Linked DNA regions of Mus musculus: region 1 is linked to region 2. A link is a loop called in an ENCODE intact Hi-C map of the cell type or tissue named here. Cell type or tissue: left cerebral cortex. All regions are shown on one strand. Links, peaks and the distances in the headings refer to the core of each region. The heading gives the core; the rest is flanking DNA.

Evidence for each region. Peaks named below come from ENCODE experiments on the same cell type or tissue, not always from the same donor. Only the 100,000 strongest peaks of a DNase experiment are listed, where the experiment ranks them.
Region 1: a loop joins it to region 2, with 8 times the contacts of the local background. A loop is called at or near these places in 2 of 42 quality-filtered maps.

The regions. Positions count from the first base shown.
Region 1 is chr7:117,919,447-117,924,827 of GRCm38, forward strand. No RefSeq gene overlaps it. Among named protein-coding and RNA genes, the nearest start is that of Gm34822, 71 kb to the left of the region's middle. In left cerebral cortex, for the core only: a CTCF peak has its summit at 3,022; DNase peaks (open chromatin) are centred at 2,254 and 2,985; H3K27ac peaks cover 1,049 bases.
Region 2 is chr7:117,695,654-117,701,034 of GRCm38, forward strand. No RefSeq gene overlaps it. Among named protein-coding and RNA genes, the nearest start is that of Gm34762, 61 kb to the right of the region's middle. In left cerebral cortex, for the core only: a CTCF peak has its summit at 188 (motif pointing left); DNase peaks (open chromatin) are centred at 2,569, 2,765, 3,201, 4,155 and 1 more place; H3K27ac peaks cover 1,881 bases.

The sequences.
Region 1 (5,381 bases), core at 188-5,187, 220 kb after region 2:
CAGTGCTGGTCCCATCAATTGGTGATGCTTTGGAATACCCTCCCCTCAGGATGGAAGTTGGGCTGGCTGAGCAAGCAAGTGGCCAATAGCTCTCACTTGGTTGAATCTCTGGGAACCATCCTTAGCAAAAGACAGATGCCTCACCTGAGACCATACTCAGCAAGTGGTACCCATGTTCAATGTCAGGGCATAAAGACCTGACCCTTGAGGATCAGAGCACCTTGTGGTGTCAACTAAGATTAGTACTGAGATTGCAGCAGGCTTCCCTGCTCACTCCTTTCATGTACACATTTACGTAGTACAGATCCTGTTAGGTCTCTGAGGGACCATCCAGGAAACTAAAGGCAATCCTAGGTCTTTCCTCTAAGGATGGATGACTTGACTAGAGATACAAGGTGTGAGGGAGAAGCACAAGGAACAGAAAGCTGCAGAAGGCAATAGGTTCCATGTGAACATACCGAAGTCACAAGGTTGGGGAAAGAACTGTCAATGGAGGCTGGAAAGTCTGCATCTAAGAAATAGATGAGGGTGCATTGCTCACTCCCAAGGGGGAATCTCTAGTGCTCTTATCTCTTAAAGTTTAAATTGTGGTCAATATATGTACTAAACACCAACTTTTAATTTTTTCTGTTGTGTGTACGGTGTGTGCCATGATGTATGTGGAGGCAGGAAGGCAACTTATGGAATCCATTCTCTCCTTCCTTTCCATGGGTTCTGCAGATGGAACTTAGGACATCAGACTTGTGCAGCAAGAGCCTTTCCCAAAGCCGTGCCATCTCTTCCCCAAGTATTTATTGTTTTAGCCAGTCTTTAAATTTAGTGTTTGATCAACATCTTTCTGGGGTACACTGTGACATCTTTGCACACATGTATCATGTGAGCAGCAACATGGGGGGGGGGGGAGTTAGCTCATCTACCATTCCAAATGTCTATCATTTCTCTGTGGTGGGAGCATTCTAGTCACTTGGTATTGAAAGGCACAACATGGCAGGACATCTTCAGCCTCTGTTACAACACAGAGCTCACTCCCATTACTTGGCCATATCTTCTGCAATCACCCATCTCTCCCCATCCTCCCCTCCCTAATCTTATTCCATCCCAGCCATCTCTTCCCCAGCCTCCTCTCCCTCAGCCTTCTCTCCCCCAGCATCCTCTATCCCCAGTGTCCTCTCTCCCAAGCCTCTTCGGCCTCAGCCTCCTCTGCCCCAGCCTCCTCTCCCTCAGCTTCCTCTACCCCCAGCCTCCTCTGCCCCAGTGTCCTCTCTTGCAGGCTCCTCTCAGCCTCTGCTCCCTAATCTTAGGATCCCACAGAGAGGTGAATTTACAGCTTGTGTTTTATTCTATTTCACTCAACATTCTAACTTGTAGTCTATCTATGTTACTTCAAATGACAAATTTAATTATTTTATAGCTGAATAGCACTCGATTTGTATGTGTGCATGTGTGTGTGTATGTGTGTGTGTGTGTGTGTGTGTGTGAGAGAGAGAGAGAGAGAGAGAGAGAGAGAGAGAGATTTTCTTTACTCATTTGTCCATAGGTGGACTCTTGAGCCATCTCAACCATTTCATTCTTTTATTTTTCATTTTATATGATATTTATGTACATGTATGTATGAACACAGGTGCATACATGCTATATTACATGTTGGGGGATGAGAAAACAGTTTGTGAGAGTCGGTTCTCTCCTTTCACCGTGGGTTCCAGGGACTGAACTCAAGTCGTCAGGTTCCCGTGCCTTTGCCTGCTGAGCCACCTCACTGGCCCCATCTTAATGAGTTCTCACTGAACATCTCTCTTAGTGCTTTTAGTGTCCCTTTGTGTTGCTTCAAATTTCATTTATTATTATGTGTATATGGTGTGTGTGCATGGGCCATAACATGCATGTGGAGGTCAGAGGACACCTTTGGGAATTGATCCTCACCAGTCCATTTTCCTTACTTGATAAATTATAACCCACCCACGTATGAGATCTTTGGCAAGAACTTGCTTCTGAAAACCCTCACCCAAGGCATGGAAGTAAGAGCAGAGAAACTGAAGTAGGCAGATCTGAGTTCCAATCTCTACTCAGCAACTTCCTGGTGATGTACCATCAGGCAGATGATCACACCCACACCCAGTGAGTTTTATCTGTAACGTGAGACTGAGGTGGACAGGACAGTATACTAACTATGAAACGTGAGCAAAGAAGTCAGAACGTGTGTGCAGAATGGGACATCAGTTACCTCATCTGTGAAGGTGGGCAACAGTTGCATCTCCCTCATGACATTATATGAGGATGCAAGGGTGTTCCTAACACAGGATATTATAACTGTGACACTGGGGACTGTGTCATCTGTAAAGTGCTCGCTTTGCAAACACAAAGACGTGATTTGGCTTCCCAGCACCAACCACATAAAAAGTCAGGAATGGTATACTGGCATGGGGCTGCAATCCCAGCCTGGGCACACATGCACACATGCAAACAGAGAAAGACAGAGACAGAGAGATACAAACAGAGAGACAGACAGACAGAGACAGAGAAATAGAGAGAGACAGAGAGACATAGATAGATAGACAGAGAGACAAATTGAGAGAGAGACAGACAGACAGAGACAGAGAGACAAAGGCAGAAAGACAGAGAAACACAGAGACAGGAAACACAAAGACAAAGAGACAGAGAGACAGAGACAAAGAGACAGACAGAGATAGACAGAAATAGAGAGACAGAGAGAAAGAGAGAGTAGGAGAAAGAATTTTAAAGAGCTATAATTTTAGTTAAAATAGAAGTCGTGTTAAAACACTGTGTGGGTTTTTCTAATTATTTCTTTAATGCCAAGGAATAAAGCCAAGACTTGAATCTACATGGCTCAGAGCATCTTCCTCTATATTTATCTTTCCCTCTTTTTCTCTACCATCTCCTCTACAAGCCCCATCTCCTCTCAACCCAAGACAGCTGTGCCCTCCAATCTGGCATATCCCTGTGCCCTGGGGATTCACACTGTGTGCTGGCTGACTCAGGCATGTGGGCTTTGGGGTGCTAAGTGTGGAGAAAAGCAGCTTGAAGAGCCACCTGCTGAGGGTGCTCAACCCCAGGCTACTCATTCCTGGGCTGTGGCCCCTGCCTTTGAGTTTGCTGTTCATATATGGAAAGCACAGAACTGGAGAGGCCACCAAGCCTTCCAATTCAAGTGCCTTAGGTGTGCCTACCCTGGGGCATGTTGGCACCAAAGACAGTGCCCTGAGCTTGTGGTCTTATTGCCATCTGATGTAATTTCTTCCACTCACTGAGTTACTGATTCCTGACAGGGAGAAGTGCACAGGAAATGAGCTCTATCTACAGAAACTGGGAGTCAGTGGAGGCTCCAACAGCCCTGCTGTGTGCGATAGTGCATGCTCTTGTCTTCTATGGTCCTTAGAACTTTATCTATACAAAAAGATTCCCCCCTCTCCCTCTCTCTCTCCCTCTCCCTCTCCCTCTCCCTCTCCCTCTCCCTCTCCCTCTCCCTCTCCCTCTCCCTCTCCCTCATTCCTTCCCTTTCTTTTTTAGTTGTTGTTGTTGTTGTTTGTTTGTTTTGTTTTGATTTTTGTCTTTGTTCTTAGAAACAGAGTTTCTCTGTGTGACAGCCTTGACTGTCCTGGAACTCGTTGCATAGACCAGGCTAGCCTCAAACTCATAGAGATCTGCCTACCTGTCTTAGAACATGAATCTAAAGACAGTCACCCATCTTTTTCTCTTGACTTGCTATGAAGTTGTGGAGATACCAGAGGCCCAACTTTTATTGAGAACATCACATGAGCAAGAAAATAACTTATTTTAATTAGATAAAATAGGCCTTGGGTTTTGCTGGCAGAGAATGGCCAGTTTCTAATGATGATAACACACTTCAATAAATATTTCTTCATGATATGAGATTAGATTATTAAGGTGTTGCAAATTTTGATTGGGATACATTTTGAGTGTTTTTCTTTGAGGTAGCTACACTTACTCGTTCTTACTACTATGTATCAGATAGCATGGATTCTATGAATGATCTTAGCCAATCCTCCAGAAATTCGGTCTTTCACTTCTTTATTGACTCAATAAATTTACTGGCTAGTTGATTGGTTGGTTGGCTTGTTAGTTGGATGGTTACTTGACTGATTAAGTGAATAGCTTGTTAGTTACTTAGTTAATTGGTTGGTTGATTGATCACTACTTGATTGATCAATTAGTTGGTTGGTTGACTAATTATTGGTTAGTTACTTGATTAATTGGCTACTTGATTGGCTAGCTAGTTGATTGGTTAGTTACTGAAATGATTGATCAACTAGTTGGTTGGGTCAGTTGATTATTACTTGGTTGATTGGTTGGTTGGTCGGTCGGTTGGTTGATTGTTTACTTAGCTGATCTATTGGATTGTAGGTTGGTCAGTTGATTGGTTGGTTAGTTATTTGGTTGGTTGGTTGGTTAGTTAGGCTGGTTAATTAGTTAGGTTGTTTTACTGATTGGTCAGTTGGTTTTTGTTGTTGTTGTTGTTGTTGTTGTTGTTGTTGTTTGAGTTTTGGCTTTTTCATATATAATCTCACTATATGGCCTAAGGTAGCCCTGAACTCATGACCCCCCTGCCTCAAATTCCCCAGTGCTGAGATTATAGATATTCACTATTACACACAGCCTTGGTATTTATTGTCAGCCAAATACCAGGCATTGATAATGTGGCAAAAGTATTCCTAGGATTATTCTTAAATTCACAGAGCTACTGCCCAATGTGGACAGAGTTTGGAGGAAAATATAATCAAATAATTTAGTAAGAGAGTATACCCTCACAGGTTAAAGTTAAGACTCAGATAAAGGGAAGATGTCTATGGATGAGTTAAACAAGGGCATCAAAGCTAGACTGTGCTTGAGACAACACATGATGGGAAGGTTCTCCAAAAATCTGACCAATGAGAGTGACTAAACCTCAGCTAACAGGATAACTCTCTTCCACTGTCAAGGAAACAAATTTTCTTTGAGTGTCAGTTTGTCAGTGGCAGAGCTTGCATTTAAATGAACATCAAGAGGTTGGAAGGTGCCGGGCAGTGGTGGCTCACGCCTTCAATCCCAGCACTCGGGAGGCAGAGGCAGGCGGATTTCTGAGTTCGAGGCCAGCCTGGTCTACAGAGTGAGTTCCAGGACAGCCAGGGCTACACAGAGAAACCCTGTCTCAAAAAAAAAAGAGGTTGGAAGGCGACTCTGTGAGCAAAGTTCTTGCTATGCCCAAGAACCTGAGTTTAGATTCCCAGCACCCAAGTGAAAACCAGGCATGGCAGTGTCTATCTGTAACCCCAGCATTCAGGGGTGGGGCAGAAACAGGAGGATCCTGGAAGCTTTCTGTCTAGCTGGAACACTGAACTCCAGGCTCAGTGAGAGACTTTGACTCA
Region 2 (5,381 bases), core at 102-5,101:
TGCTAGCACAGCCCCCTTGCCAGCTGCAGCACTTGGGAAAGCAGGCCCCACACCTTGTTTGGGCAGCACAGTAGAGCTGGCCCTGGTGGCATGGGTGGAGAAAAGCAGGCTTCAAGTGTATAACCTCTAGAGATGGCCTTGTCCCTTGCCAGGGCAGTGCTGGAGAGCTGACCCCTGGTGGTTGGGTGTGGAAAAGCTGATCCTGATGGTGTAAGTGTGGGAGCGCTGGTGCGCTCAGCAACTCAGCTACCACCCAGACCCAGATCCAGGGCTTTAAGTTGGGCCATCCCAACATCTATCTCATTTATGAACTGCTGGAGCAGGTGAAGGGGCTGGTCCTGCAGAACCAAAGCTACAAGATCTCCATGACACAGAACATCAGGATTGAGAGGAGTCCAGGTAAGGATCCAGTATTGATAGTGTAGCAGAAGCCAGAGGCCTCCAACCAGGCCAATGACTCAGTGCAATGAACATTTGCAGGTAAAGCTGCTTGGGCAAAAGAGTATACTATGGGACAGACACATTATGACACAAGGCAGCTTCCATGGGAGATGGTTTCTGCTTTGTTGTTTTGTTTTGTGGGGAAGGTTGCAAGGGCAGAGGACAGATAGAGAGGGTGGGGAGATGAGTGGGGTTGGGGTGCATGATATGAAATCCACAAAAAGTCAGTAAAAAAATTTAGTAAGAAAGAAAATGCTAGTATAGGTCTGTCGCATGCGCCCATATAAAAATGGAAACTGTGGTCATCCCAGAAGGCTCCCTGCATACTTTCCTGCTAATAGAGCATCCTCATTAACTTACTAAGTAGCAAGATATGGTGGCAATTATAAAAGAATTATAAAAAGCCACGGTGATTTTGAAAACATGATAAGCATAGGTGCTATTTCGAGGTGTCTCAAGCAATTCCTACTCGAGTTTAAGTTTCTTTATCAGCTGATAACAAAGATAAAGTAGAGGCAAGTGTAGGTGTTCCTGTGCTGTTGCTGCAGGTTTTTTAAAGCACTGAACACTGCCAGGCACATTGTAAATACCCAACTCTAGAGACTGCTGGTTCTGTGATCTTCATCTTGAAACAGAAAGTTAAGTGGTAACTCAAGGCTCTCAGGCCAAAGAGCAGCTAAACCGTAGCAGAAGTGTAAGAAAGAATAAAAAGATAGAGACTGTGGGTATGACTTGGAGTACTGCAGTCACTCCTGAGAAATGTAACTGTGTTCTCTGTTTTCAACTGCCAAAACCAGAATTCAGCACCTTCCTCACGGAGCCTGAGGTGACAGTCCTGAGGTTCATTCAGTGATCTGATCATCGAGGAGTCAATCAGCAAAAAGCTGACCCAACCCCCAACCAGAAATGATCACAGAAGTCCCCATCTGTCTATATCTGTCAAGTGGGACATGGAGGGGTCATGGTGTCTTTATCACTAATGGCATCAAGTTCCCTGTGTTTCTGACCAAACTGGAGCTGGGCAGAGACTCACTATAGACTTGACCAAGGCTCGGTATCCAGCAAGCCAAAGTGATGTTAGGAAACTCACAGACCTACTAGGAATTGAAAGAAGATCCTTGGACATGCTAGACTACAGGTCTGAGCTAGCTCCTTGGTTTTCTTTTTACTGTTTATTTTGAGAGATTGTCTACCTAAGTTGCTTCTACAGACCTTGAATTCACTTTATACTCCAAGCTAGCCTTGAACCTGTGAGCTTTATGCCTCAGCCTCCCTAGGACTGAGAAAAAAGGCTGCTCTGCAAGAATCTGCTCACCATAATCTTGTTATCCTATGTCTCACGTAGTATGAGCAAGGACTCAAAGAGAAGGGTGAGGATCAGATTGTTTGAGAAACATGCACAAGAGCTGGTCCCAGAGGTAGATTCCTAGGCTCCACTCAAGACCAATGAACTAAAGACTATGGTTTGTCATCTGAGCACCTGCATTTTAACAAGCTTCCCCAGGTAACTGTGATGTGTGCTCCTTTCTGAGACAGGCTCTCATAAGAAACATGTAGAGGTATATTTGAATTTCTCTCTGCCTTCCCAGTGTCTATCAGAGAGAGTTACATTACCCAGGGAACTCTTCAAAGGTGGGTATTTGCTTCACTGATGTAGCCCTGGTGCAAAATCCTCAGTGGAATTTTGTCTGGCTTGAGCTTGCACAGGTCTTGCGCATACCGTTCAACTGCTATGAGTCAATATTTCATACAACTTGTGGGCTGTGCCCCGGAAAACATTATTTCCACATAATCATCTACTGCCTCTGGATCTTACACTGTTCCGGTCTCTCTTCTGCAATGATCTGTGAGCTTTTGGAGGAAGAAATGTGGTCTAGATGTTTCACTTAAGTCTGAGCATTCTGTAGTTTCTTATTCTCTGCACCTTTATCAATTGTGAGTATCTATGTTAATCACCATCTACTTCAAATAGATGCATCTCTGATGACGATTGAGCGCTTAATTGATCTATGGGTATGATGGGAAGTCATTAAGAGTTGGTTTAATGCATATCTCTAACAGATAGACATAGGAGGTTCTCTCTAGGGCCACAGGTTGCATCAGTTCAGTCGAGGGCACATTAAAATGGGAAACATCTCTACCAGCTATACCTCTAACAAGGGGTTAGTATCTAGATTACATAAAGAACTAAAAATTACATAAAGAACTAAAAGAAAGTAAATGACCCAGTTAAAAAATGGGGCATGAAACTAAACAGAGAGTTCTCAAAAGATAAAATGAAGATGTCTAAAGAACATTCTCAAATGCCAGGCCCAGGAAGCAGGAATGGGTGGGTTGGGGAGCAGCGGGAGGGGAGAGAGGATAGGGGATTTTTGGAGTGGAAACTAGGAAAGGGGATAACATTTGAAATGTAAATAAAGAAAATATCTAATAAAAAAGAAAAAAAGGAAAAAAAAAAACCCTTTAGCCATCAGGAAAATGTAAATTAAAACTGCTTTGAGATTTCATCTGACCACAGTCAAAATGGCTAAAATACAAAAAAATAAAAAAATAAATTTCTTTTAAAAATAAATGCTCATGTGAATGTGGGGGAGGGGAACACTTACTCATTGCAGGTGGGAGTGCCAACTGGTGCAGCCACTGTGGACATCAGCATGGAGGAGTGTCAAAGGAGCCAAAAATAAATCTACCACATAAAAGAGCTACACCTCTCTTGGGCATATACCCAAGGATTCTATATCCTACAACAGAGATACCTGCTCATGCATATTCATGCTGCTCTTCATCTCTCTTTGTCTCCATATTCTTGCCATAAAAGTTTGAAACCACAGCTACAAAATTTGGAGCATGCGTCTCTGCTTCTTGAATTTGACCACTTGACTTGCTTTGTCCAATAGGAAATTAGATGTGACCCAGGAGGGCTTGAAACAGACTTTTGTGATTGGTTAGCTTCTATGATGACTCATCCATCACCAGGGGAACAGCTTCCTTTGGCTAGATGTTTCTTCCTGAGGCTGGGAATGAACATATAAGAATAGAGCTCCAATCTGTCCGAGGGTGTGCTTTACCTGCCATTGGGATATTGTGCCATTTGTTACGCAGCCATGGCTAACTGATAGTAATGGTAGCAAGTATATCTACCCCTATTTACAAAGCGTATGAGTTGATATACAGAGAAGATAGACAGTACAAGGGATGTGGAAACTGACATGGAGAATCTAGGCTCTGCCCCAGACTATATGGTTAAGGTATCTCACCTCTCCTAACCTTCATTTATAAATGGAGAATAACAATCACTTCCCACTTAGTCATGAAGAGTGAATAAGATGATGACTATTAGGGGCTGAGAACAGAGTGTGCAGTAAAAGCCAAGAAGGCAGGGAGGATTTCCATGAAAACAAAGTTCACCTGCAAGCGAAGCCATGGCTTACAGCTCCTATGTGCCAACAGTGCTGCCGTGCTGAGTCTAAGAATGTGTGCTGTCCTCCCTGAGACTTCCAAGGCCTGTGAGCATCCGTGCCAGGTGTTTGCTTCTTTTGTGGGCGTCTCTTCTTTCCTTTAAACCTGTTGCCACAAGAATGGATGTCCTGTGCTGGTTACAGACTGGCAGAAAGAAGGAAGGGGGTACCCCACCCTCCTGTATTCTCACTGGGAAATTATCCTCAGCCCTTGATACATTAAAATGGAAGAGCTGTAAATGCCAGTTGCCATGGCAACACTTTGCATGCCTCTCTGTGATTGGTGGTGTGAGTTCACTTTCCTTTGGGTGTTGCAGCCTAATTAACTGTTATTTTTGTCAGTGTGGAGGAAGAACCCACACTTGGGGGTTTTGGCAGTGATTGCAGCCCCTGTGGACTGAGTTAATTTTCATAGAGTACAAAGAGAAATGGCTGGACCCCAATAATATTTACAGGCTCAGAAAAGTTGCCAATGTTTAACTAAGAGTCAGAGAAAATACTCGAGTACTCCCCAACTTCCCTCTAGCAGTTTCAGTGTCTCTAACAATTGCTAAAGTTGTTTGGACTAGATTAGGGATAAAAGGCAGCTATGTTCGCAAACTCAGAGTCAGTACCTCCTCCATCAGACACGTACACACTTGCGTGTGTTGGAATGTTCGGCCTCACACTTCTTCCCCCACAAGCTGATGTGGCATACTGGAAGTATTCAAGCATAGCTAACAGGGCATGTGCAGTCTGTCGGATATGTTTCTCTATCTCCACACCCAACAATGCCATCCTTATTCTGCCAGTCTGGTGGACCCAGCCAAATGCCTCAACACTTCCGGAAAAGGAAATTCCATGTTGCCACAAGCCTAAAATCTAGGTAGCTGCCTCACTGAGGTCCAACCAGTCTATTTTCAATTTGGACTCCTGGGTGCACTGACTGTACTCAGGGTATTAACTGGACTGTTCTACTCACATACCTTCATAGTTTTTAAAACCTTTGCTTCTTGTCATGAGCTTTGGAGACACCAAAGACTCCTCTCTAGGAAAGGGGAAAACACATTTTTCATTGCTAACAAATGAGGTCCCTTGTAAATAACAAACTGAACTCTTTCTGAAGGCCTGGGGAAGAGTAAGAAGTGAACCATCAGCTTGGGGGCCAGACAAATGGCTCCATAGGCAAAGTGCTGGCTGTACAAGCGTGAGAGCCTCACAATTCAGAGCTCCAGCATCCAACGGCTGAAGGTGAGAAAAGGAAGAAAGATTGGATTTGATTTCTAGATGTGTTGGACTTGATCTCAAAACTGTCTCTTCAGAGGGCTAGTGAGCATTTGGAATTCATTTTCATGTCTTTGTTCCTTGAGTTGGGAGCTCATTAGTTGGGATCACACACACACACACACACACACACACACACACACACACACACCCTCATATTATATCAGAAGCTTGAAACTCTTTCCCATCAGCCTTTGCCCAGAGACAGAAGTATGTGAA